Linked DNA regions of Homo sapiens: region 1 is linked to region 2. A link is an interaction called in ENCODE POLR2A ChIA-PET data of the cell type or tissue named here. Cell type or tissue: PC-9. All regions are shown on one strand. Links, peaks and the distances in the headings refer to the core of each region. The heading gives the core; the rest is flanking DNA. Region 1 has its middle 19 kb from the start of DLX2-DT. Region 2 has its middle 140 kb from the start of DLX2-DT.

Region 1 (5,382 bases), core at 131-5,130, 130 kb after region 2:
ACTCCAGCCTGGGGGACAAGAGTGAGACTTCATCTCAAAAACAAACAAAAAAACAAAACAACAACAACAACAACAAAACCATAGAAAAGATACAGTAAAAAATAGACAAACGGGATCTAATTAAACTAAAGAGCTTCTGCACAGCAAAAGAAACTACCATCAGAGTGAACAGGCAACCTGCAGAATGGGAGAAAATTTTTGCAATCTACCCATCTGACAAAGGGCTAATATCCAGAATCTACAAAGAACTTAAACAAATTTACAAGAAAAAAACAACCCCATCAAAAAGTGGGCAAAGGATATGAACAGACAATTCTCAAAAGTAGACATCTATGCAGCCAACAGACACATGAAAAAATGCTCATCATCCCTGATCATCAGAGAAATGCAAATCAAAACCACAATGAGATAGCATCTCATGCCAGTTAGAATGGCAATCATTAAAAAGTCAAGAAACAACAGATGCTGGAGAGGATGTGAAGAAATAGGAATGCTTTTACACTGTTGGTGGGAGTGTAAATTAGTTCAACCATTGTGGAAGACAGTGTGGCGATTCCTCAAGGATCTAGAACTAGATTACCCAGCAATCCCATTACTGGGTATATACCCGCAGGATTATAAATCATGCTACTATAAAGACATATGAACACGTATGTTTATTGTGGCACTATTCACAATAGCAGACTTGGAACCAACCCAAATGTCCATCAGTGATAGACTGGATTAAGCAAATGTGGCACATATACACCACGGAATACTATGCAGTCATAAAAAAGATGAGTTCATGTCCTTTGCAAGGACATGGATGAAGCTGGAAACCATCATCCTCAGCAAATTATCACAAGGACAGAAAACCAAACACCACATGTTCTCACTCATAGGTGGGAATTGAACAATGAGATCACTTGGACACAAGGTGGGGAACATCACACACCGGGGCCTGCTGGGGAGGGGGGCCGGGGGAGGGATAGCATTAGGAGAAATACCTAAGATAAGTGATGAGTTAATGGGTGCAGCAAACCAACATGGCACATATATACCTATGTATCAAACCTGCACATTGTGCCCATGTACCCTAGAACTTAAAGTATAATGAAAAAAAGAAAAGACATGGTAAAAATATGGCATATAAAATTTAAAATGGTATACCTGTATAGACCACTTACCATGAATGAAGCTTGCAGGACTTGAAAGTTGCTCAGGGTGTCAGTCAGTGAATGTGAAGGCCTAGGACATTACTGTACACTATGGTAGACACTTCGGCTACACTAAATATATTTAAAATTTTTTCTTCAATAATAAATTAACCTTCGCTTACTGTTGCGTTTTTCTTTCTTTTTTTTTTTTTTTTTTTTTTGAGACAGAGTCTCACTCTGTCACCCAGGCTGGAGTGCAGTGGTACAATCTCAGCTTACTGCAACCTCCACCTCCCAGGTTCAAGCAATTCTAATTCCTCAGCCCCCTGAGTAGGTGAGACTACAGGCACCTGCCACCATATCCTGCTAATTTTTGTATTTTTAGTAGAGATAGGGTTTTGCCATGTTGGCCAGACTGGTCTCGAGCTCCTGGCCTCAAGTGATCTACCCGCCTTGGCCTCCCAAAGTGCTGGGATTACAGGCATGAGCCACTGCACCCACCCTACTACTACTTTTTTACTTTATAAACTTTTAAAGTTTTCTTTAACTTTTTGACTCTTTTGTGATAATACTTATCTTAAAACATACATTGTATAGCTGTACAAAAATATTTTCTTTATATCCTTATTCTATAAGGTGTTTTTTTTTTTTTTTTTTTTGAGATGGAGTCTCGCTCTCAACCCAGGCTGGAGTGGAGTACAATGGCATGATCTCGGCTCACTGTAGCCTTTCGCTCCTGGGTTCAAGCGATTTCCAGTGCTAATTCTTGTATTTCTAGTAGAGACAGGGTTTCACCATGTTGGCAAGGCTGGTCTTGAACTCCTGACTTCAAGTCATCTGCCCACCTCGGCCACCCAAATTGCTGGGATTACAGGCATGAGCCATGGCACCCGGCCTGCTTTTTTCTATTTTTAAAATTTTTTACTATTTTTTTTACTTTTAAAACTTTTGTTACAAACTAAGATAAAAACACACATATCAGTCTAGCCCTATAGAGGGTCAGGATCATTAATATCACTGTCTTCCACCTCTACATCTTGTCCCACTGGAAGGTCTTCAGGATCAATTACATGCACTGATCTGTCATTTCCTATGATAACAATGCCTTCTTCTGAAATGCTTCCTGAAGGACCTGCCTGAGGCTCTTAATGGGGTGGTGTCACTCTTTTTAGAAATATGTTCAAGGTGGTTTGCTTGATTTCTTTCTTTTTTTATTTTTTAATTGTAGATTTGCTTGTAACCAGGTAATGCGCCATGGACATTCCTCTCTCTTAATGAAAACCTTTCCCTGTTAGGGTCTATGTTTTCAAACTTTTTTTTTTTTTTTTTTTTGAGATGGAGTCTCACTCTTGTCCCCCAGGCTGGAGTGCAGTGGTGTGATCTGGGCTCACTGCAACCTCCTCCTCCTGGGCTCAAGGGATTCTCCTGCCTCAGCCTCCTGAGTAGCTGAGATTACAGGCACCTGCCACCACTTCCAACTAATTTTTGTATTTTTAGTAGAGATGGGGTTTCACCATGTTGGCCAGGCTGGTCTCAAACTCCTGACCTCAAGTGATCCACCCGCCTCAGCCTCCCAAAGTGCTGGGATTATAGGCGTGAACCACCGCACCCAGCCTGTTTTCAAACTTTTTAAGGAGCTTTTTGAGGTCTGCAAAAGCTTCTGATAAACCCTTCACTGTGAATTTTCTTGGTGGTTCTTGTTTTATATCTCTTACAGTTTCCTTTTCTCTTGCCTCTTCTTCAGCTACACATTCTTATTCCATTTCAAACAACTCTTCATTAGTCAATTCCTCAGGAACCACCTCTAGGAGCTCCTCAATGTTGTCATCCTCATTCACGCCCAGGTTAAAGTTGTTTGCCATCTTAACCACAGCTTTGCTGATTTTGCAGCCTCCCCATCCTTGGCAAATACTTTAAAGTCATGGACAAACCTCTTGAGTCTCTTCTTCCAGATGCCATCCATACACTCCTTGGTGACATCACCCCAAGCCCAAGCAAGATTCTTCTTAATGCAGTCATAGATGTTGTAATCCTCCCAGATTTGCATCAGTGTTTTCTCAGTGTCTTCTTCAGTTGCAGAAATAGCCTGAAAGAAGGTCCTCCTCAGGTAGTGAGTTTTAAAGGCTGCTGTAACTGGCCAGGCACAGTGGCTCACCACTGTAATCCCAGCACTTTGGGAGGCCAAGGTGGGCAGATCACGAGGTCAGGAGTACAAGACCAGCCTGGCCAATATGGTGAAACCCTGTCTCTACTAAAAATACAAAAATTAGCTGGGCGTGGTGGCACACACCTGTAATCCCAGCTACTCAACAGGCTGAGGCAGGAGAATCGCTTGAACCGAGGGGGCGGAGGTTGCAGTGAGTCAAGATTGCGCCACTGCACTCCAGCCTGGGCGACAGAGTGAGACTCCGTCTCAAAAAAAAAAAAAAAAACAAAAAAAACACCTGCTGTAACTCCTTGATCCATTGGATCAAAGAGGTGGTATTTGGAGGGAGAAACACCTTGATGTTGGGATGAAGAGCGCCAATAAAAGGAGAATGTGCAGGAGCATTAACAGCAATAAGCGATAGCTCACACCTGTAATCCTAGCACTTTGGGAGGCTGAGACAGGCAGATCACTTGAGCCCAGGAGTTCAAGACCAGCCCAGCCAACATGGTGAGACTCTGTCTCTACCAAAAAAAAAAAAAAAAAAAAAAAACCACACACACACAAAAATTAGTCGGGTGTGGTGGCTTGCACCTGTTATTCCAGCTACCCAGGAGGCTGGGGTGGGAAAACTGCTTGAGCCCAGGAGGTGGAGGTTGCAGTGAGCCAAGATCACACTGCTGCACTCCAGCATGGGTGACGGAACAAGACCTTGTCTCAAAAAAATAAAAATAAAAAACCATAAGCAGAATCTTGGAAAGTTCATTATCCTCCAAACAGTACTTCTCCATTCTGCTGGCATAGTAATTCCAGAGAGAATCCTGGAAGAGGATTCATGACTATTAAGTAATGCAGTACACTGGCCTGTGTGAGCTTATTTATATTCTTGAAGGTCCTGGGGCTCTCACTGTGCCAGATCATAAAGGGTTTCAATTTGTAGCCTGCAACATTGTCTCCATGCAAGACTGTTATCCTGAGCTCAAAAGCCTTGAAACCTGGCATTACCTTGACCTTCTTCCTTGTGGATGAAAGTCCTTTTAGGCATCCATTTCCAAAAGAGTTCTATCTATAATGAAAGTTTGCCCTGGCAAGTATTTTCCTCCACAGTCAACTTTTCTAAAGTCTCCAAAAATTCTTCAGCTGCCTTCACATCAGCACTCACAGACTCGCCACTCACTTTCACATTATGTAATGGATAACAATTCTGGAATTGTTTAAACCACCCAGAGCAAACAGTAAATTCAACATCGTAGTCAGGTCCAGCCTTTTCTTTTATCATTGCAAACAAACTTTTTGCTTTGGCTGTGTTGGTCATGGTGCTGAGAGGGATGTGCTTCTGTTTGGGGCTTCAATCCAGGTCATTAGAAGTATCTCCATATCTGATAGAGACCCTTCTCAAATTTGTGTTAATCCCATTGCCTTTAAGGAAGCAAATACTTTAACAGCTTCCATCACTTAGTTATTCTTCAAAATCATAGCTATGGTGGAATGGGACATGCCTGCCTGATAAACAAACATTATCACTGACTTTTTACTTTTGTAGTTCTTAATCACTTTTAATATTTTTTTTTTGAGATGGAGTTTTGCTCTGTCACCCAGGCTGGAGTGCAGTGGTGCGATCTCAGCTCACTGCAAGCTTCGCCTCCCGGCTCCCGGGTTCATGCCATTCTCTTGCCTCCGCCTCCCAAGTAGCTGGGACTACAGGCGCCCACCACCACGCCCGGCTAATTTCGTTTTTGTATTTTTAGTAGAAACAGGGTTTCACTGTGTTAGCCAGGATGGTCTCGATCTCCTGACCTTGTGATCTGCCCACCTCGGCCTCCCAAAGTTTTGGGATTACAGGTGTGAGCCACTGCGCCCGGCCCAATCACTTTTAATCTTTTTTTCTGGGTCAATCACTCAATGTGGCTCTTACTAACAACATTAGCCATAATTTTTGAATGCTAAGGGCTGTAATGAACACAACGCAAGATTAATTGTGTATGTTGCCCATTGTTGACCAAAACATTATGTGGCACACGACTGTAGTTATATCCAAACAACTTAATAAGTATTTAAATCCTAGCAACTTACTAGCCATTTGAAAAAAGAATACACAGA
Region 2 (5,382 bases), core at 324-5,323:
GGCCCAGAGCTTCCAGCCAAGGAGGGGCCATGAAAAGAATCATCAGTCATGGAGTTTCAGGAAGAGCAGGCAAGTGGCCACACTCTAAGAACAGTCTCCCCAGAGTCAACAGCTTTTTGTTGTTGTTGTTGTTGTTGTTGTTGAGACAGAGTCTCACTCTGTCACCAGGCTGCAGTGCAGTGGCATGATCTCAGCTCACTGCAGCCTCCACCTCCCAGGTTCAAGCAATTCTCCTGCCTCAGCCTCCTGAGTATTTGGGACTACAGGTGTGTGCCACCACATGTGGCTAATTTTTTTGTATTTTTAGTAGAGACGGGGTTTCACCATGTTGGCCAGGATGGTCTTGATCTCCTGACCTCATGATCCGCCCACCTCAGCCTCCCAAACTGCTGAGATTACAGGCACGAGCCACTGCGCCCGGCCAACAGACATTTTTAAAAGAAAAGCTTTTGATAAATTAAATTTAACAGTTTTTGGAAGCAAAGAATGATTCATGAATTGGGCAGCACTTAACTAGAAGAGATTCAGAGAAATTCACTCTGCAGTGTGGGCAGTATTTATAAACAGAACAGGAAGTAAAGGACAGAAAGAGCTTTATTGGTTACATCTCAGCATTTGTCTTGTTTGGACATGGTCTGATCAATCAGCTTCCTGTGATTGGCTAAAGCATGGCTGCTTGTGATTGGCTGAGACTCCACTGTTATGCTCCTATTAGACTTCCAATTTGTTTACTTACTAAACTAGGTTGCAGTTTGTTAATTAAAGACTCAAAGTACAGACTCAGCCTCAAGCCAATAGCCTCCTGCTTATTTCATTTAATACCATTTTAATCCAGAATCTGCACTTGAAAACATGTGTCTCAGTATCATTTTAGAATGCAGCTCGCCTTCTATATCCTTGGTTTTCCCTACTTGGAAAACACACACAGCCTGGAGTTTGCCATCTGTGGCATTTGAGGAGGGTTTTCTAGAGTTAAGCATCCCCTAATACATATCCAGGAAGGGCTGAGACATTCCTTTATCAGGTAGGAATCTCATGAGTCATTCCAAATGGCCTGTAGGTACCTTTCTCACTTTGACAAGTATATCCTGTATCCTGGATAGTTGCTCATTCTGCAGTCATTCTCAACTCCAGGATGGAGTGAGAGAAAGGATGCAGGCTTTTGTTGTTGCTCACTCCCCTGACATTTTTCACTGCTCAGGGCAGACCATCTCAGCACCCACTAAAGCTAGAGCCGGCTGAGGCTATTGGGGTGAGTCCCAACAGGATGACAGCATGGAGGTCTTGCTTCTTCAGCACATTTTTTTCTCCAGCTGTCTACAAACTCTGGCTCAGCTAGCTACAAAGAGCTCAGCTGGAATGCCCCGGGTGTGGCATCCATGAGCTTGAATGGAAAACCTGAAGCTCCGAGGAAGTGGGGGTGAGACCCAACAAACATCACCTAAAGCAGCCTTGGGGCCTCTGATTATTTCCTGGCTCATTTTACCATCCCTTAAAGGCCTGTGGTGATCATCTGCCAGGAGGAAAGAGTGTCAGCTAAAGATGCTGGAGGGGAGGTGGAGGATTAGTAAGAGATTAAACCCACAGAGGCTGGAGACTCGGCTCAAGAGAAGTGGCTAGGGAGAGAAAGAATAAATCACCACCAGATAAAACTGGGTTTCTTTTTGGCCTGTGTGAAAATGAACTTGCATCCCTTCTGGGTGGGAAATGTACCTCTGATGTACCCGGAAGCTCACCTGTGTTCTGGGTGAGACTGGGTGCTCTGGGAGCTGTGTTTTGGCTATCCTTCCCCAGAAAAAACTCAGGGCCCAGCTGCCCAGGGAAAGGGTGGCTGAGTTGTAGGACTCCTCACATTGACCCTGTTTGCATCCAGAGCAGCTCCAGCCATATTTGTTTTACATGCTGGGCTTCTTGAATGATTTCAGTTAAAGAAAGTAATATATTAAACTAAAAACAACAGCAACTGGAAAGCCACCAGAGGGCTTCCAGGCTTCCTGATCCCCAGTCTAGTGCTTCATCCTTCTATCGACTTCATAAGGTTATACAAAGGTTTCTGTAAGGTCAAGGGGCAAAGCCTATAGCCAGTGCCTGCCCCCAGCATATTATTACCAATAGGTCTCCTAGGAAAGAGTCCTCCCAAAGAGAAAGAGAGTCAGGCCATAACCTGGATCAGTGACTGAGACCTGGAATCAGAGGATACAGTGCCCTGGACTCCCAGCTGCATTCTAGGAACACCAAATAAGATGGAAAGAGTGGTTGGCCTAAAAATTTGTAAGCCATTGGGAGCCAAGTCTCACTGCTCTGAACCCATGAAACAAAGAACAAAATAGAGGTGAAGATCAGGGGTTCCCCCCGACCCAGCTGAGAGGCCAACTTGGGTCAGCCTGCCGAGGGACTGCTGCAGCGTGAGTAGAACAGGCAAAGCGGCCTCAGCTCAGTGTGGCCCTGGTGCAACTGGGCTTGGACAGCCATCTGGGCAGCAAGTTCCCAGAGCTCTGGGAGCAGGGGGGCCTCAGGAGGAGCCCCCACCACCAGCCAGAGTCAGGGCAGAAGGAAGGGGACCCTGCGCAGGCCACACACGAGCCACCCCAGGGACTCTCGGAAACAAGGGTGACCTCAAGGGAGGTAGAGGGACCTGCCTCAGCAGGAGCCTAAGAAATATGATACTCATTGTCCCCTTTCCACAAAAGCCCTGATGGCTGTGGCCTGGCAATCGCAGGCTACAAACACAAGGTACAGGTGATGGCTTAAGAAAAGAATGTGAGAAATGACTCAAGGTTCATGCTGTGACAGCTCATATAGAGTTAGGTACCATCCTAATATGGAGGAAGAGAAGAACACTTTCCACTGGAGTAGTTACAGAAGCTGCTCAGAGGACGTCAGCCCTGGCTGGGCCTCGCAGGGTGGGTAGAATTGAAAAGCTCCCAAAAGCAAATGGCATGAGCAGAAAGCACAAAGGCAGAAAAATGGGAGGCACTTTTAGGAAGAGTTGGAAGCCTGGCCAGAAAATGTAACCAATAGTTTACAAGTAGAGATGACAGACCCTGGGCAAAGAGCAGTTTCAGAGGCAGGACCATGCACCAGGATTCCTAGTTGATACATTTTAGATCTCTGTCCCCTGCAAATCTCATGCTGATATGTAATCCGCAATGTTGGAGGTGGGGCCTGGTGGGAGGTGTTTGGGTCATGGAGGCAGATCCTTCATAGGCACTCGGTGCCCTCCCTGCTGTAATGAGATTGGTTGTTTAAAAGAGACTAGCACCTCCTCCCTCCCTCTCTCACTTCCTTTCTTACCATGTGACATGCCGTTCCCCTTCCCTTCCACCATGACTAAGAGCTCCCTGTGCCTCACCAGAAGCCAAACAAATGCTGGTGCCTTGTTTGTACAGCCCTCAGAACTGTGAGCCAAATAAACCACTTTTCTTTATAAATCACCCAGAGTCCAGTATTCCTCTATAGCAATGCAAACGGACCAACACACTGGTGCTGAATCACCTTAACCTCTTTACACTTCCATTCCTTGTAGAGCAAAATGAGAACAATGACAGTTTCCACTTACCTCTAAATAAATTTTTAAATAAAACTTACATGTTGATGTCTTGGAAAATGGCCTAGGAGGGAAAAGGGAGGATCTACAGTTGGTTTTCTGAAACAGCAGTAAACATTTCTAGGCAATAGGCACAGATGGACCCTTTTACAATTCTGTGGGAAGTTAGGGGCTCTGATCATGAAAAAACAACTCCAGATATTTACATAAACCCAAATGTTATATGCAATTTTCAAGGATTCTTGGGATCCTTGATGCCTGGATAGAAAAACTCCTATCTTAGGGAAACTAGCAATCTTTTATAATACTTTTTTTTTTTTTTTTTGTCATTTTACATGACAGTGCTCTGGACTGAATAATCAGAAGTATCCTAGGTTATTTTTATCACCAAGCAGTAAAATGAGGTGGCTGAGAACACACACTTTGAAGTCCAGCAGGCTGTGTTTCCCTTTCCAATTCTGCCACATGCTGTGCAATTTCAGGAGAGAGATCCAAAATGATCAAAGGCAACCTGCCATTCAACATGTGTTCTGGGTATCAGTGGCCTGCCATTCTCAAAGGTGGGTGGGAGTTTTCTGTCTCTTCCCACAATAACCTGCACAAACAGTGTTATGTTTCTACAAAAGCAACTCTCAGACACACAACATTCTTTGCAAACTGCACAGAATCAGTCATATACTCTGTTCCTGTAAAGGTGGATGATGTCTCTAGGTACACCTACAATATTTTTGCAATGAAACTTCAGTCAAGGCAAACTCAACAATGCTCTGAATCTGGGATCAGCCAGTCTTCTTGTGGACTCAGGCACAGCCTTCCATTAATATGCAGACATCTCTTCTCGGCTTATAGATCAGCATCTTCCTGTGTCTTCCCATGGTCTTTCCTCTGTGTATGCCTGTGTGCTAATCTCCTCTTCCTAAAAGGACACCAGTCATACTGGACTAGGGGCCACTCAATGACCTAATTTAACCTTAGTTACCTCTTTAAAGACCTATCTTCAAATACAGTCTTATTCTGAAGAACTAGTGGTAAGAACTTCAACATATGAATTTTGGGAAGTACACACTTCAGTCCATAACTCCCAACAGAAACAAGTTAAACAAACGATGGCACATTCACAGAATGGAACACCAGGTAGTTGTTAAACAAAACCAAACAAAACAAAAAACTATAAATCCTGGACTTATCTCCAAGATACATATAAAGTAGTAAAAACAAAAATGTCAGTATAAAATGATGTACACAGCATGCTGTCATTTGCATTTAAAAGGAGAAGAAAAAGGACACACACGCTGGTTGATACACGAACCATCTTTGGAAGTTAAGTGAAAAAAAAAAAAAAAAAAGAAAAGTTGTCTCCAAAGAAAGATCCTGACGGGCTGGGACATAGGAGTGAAAAAGCCATTTAATATTCATGATGAACACATAGAAATATTAAATGTTGCACCAAGGGTATATGACCTATTTTTTGGCATGAAATATTAAAAATTAAGATGCTATGAAAGTTGAGGTTTTAGATGGCTGCACCAGCACACTGAGGTTTGCTCTGCAAAACTGAAGCACATTAAAGGGTTTTGCTCTATCCTCAAGTATTTCCCCAACCCTTGGGCTGTTTCTTCACAAATGCCTCTTCACAAATGTTTCTCTCCATGGCAGCTGGCCAGTGATGTTCTGTCTTTCTAGCTCTCAGTCTCATTCTCTCTCTCTCTGTTCCTGTCACATGCACACTCATATGCAACTGAAGAAGTGGAATTTTCCAGAATTCTGGAGAACTTTGAGTGGCTGTACCTTGAAAGGATTCCTCAATACACCCTGTCAGGTTATCTCACACTGCC

Evidence for each region. Peaks named below come from ENCODE experiments on the same cell type or tissue, not always from the same donor. Only the 100,000 strongest peaks of a DNase experiment are listed, where the experiment ranks them.
Region 1: POLR2A ChIA-PET joins it to region 2 with 7 read pairs; 2 of 35 experiments call an interaction of 5 or more read pairs at or near these places.

Annotation. Positions count from the first base shown.
Region 1 is chr2:172,119,429-172,124,810 of GRCh38, reverse strand. No RefSeq gene overlaps it. Among named protein-coding and RNA genes, the nearest start is that of DLX2-DT, 19 kb to the right of the region's middle. In PC-9, for the core only: no CTCF peak of the experiment used is centred there; a DNase peak (open chromatin) is centred at 3,030; H3K27ac peaks cover 2,974 bases.
Region 2 is chr2:172,244,759-172,250,140 of GRCh38, reverse strand. No RefSeq gene overlaps it. Among named protein-coding and RNA genes, the nearest start is that of DLX2-DT, 140 kb to the right of the region's middle. In PC-9, for the core only: no CTCF peak of the experiment used is centred there; DNase peaks (open chromatin) are centred at 590, 1,070, 2,730 and 3,380; H3K27ac peaks cover 3,454 bases.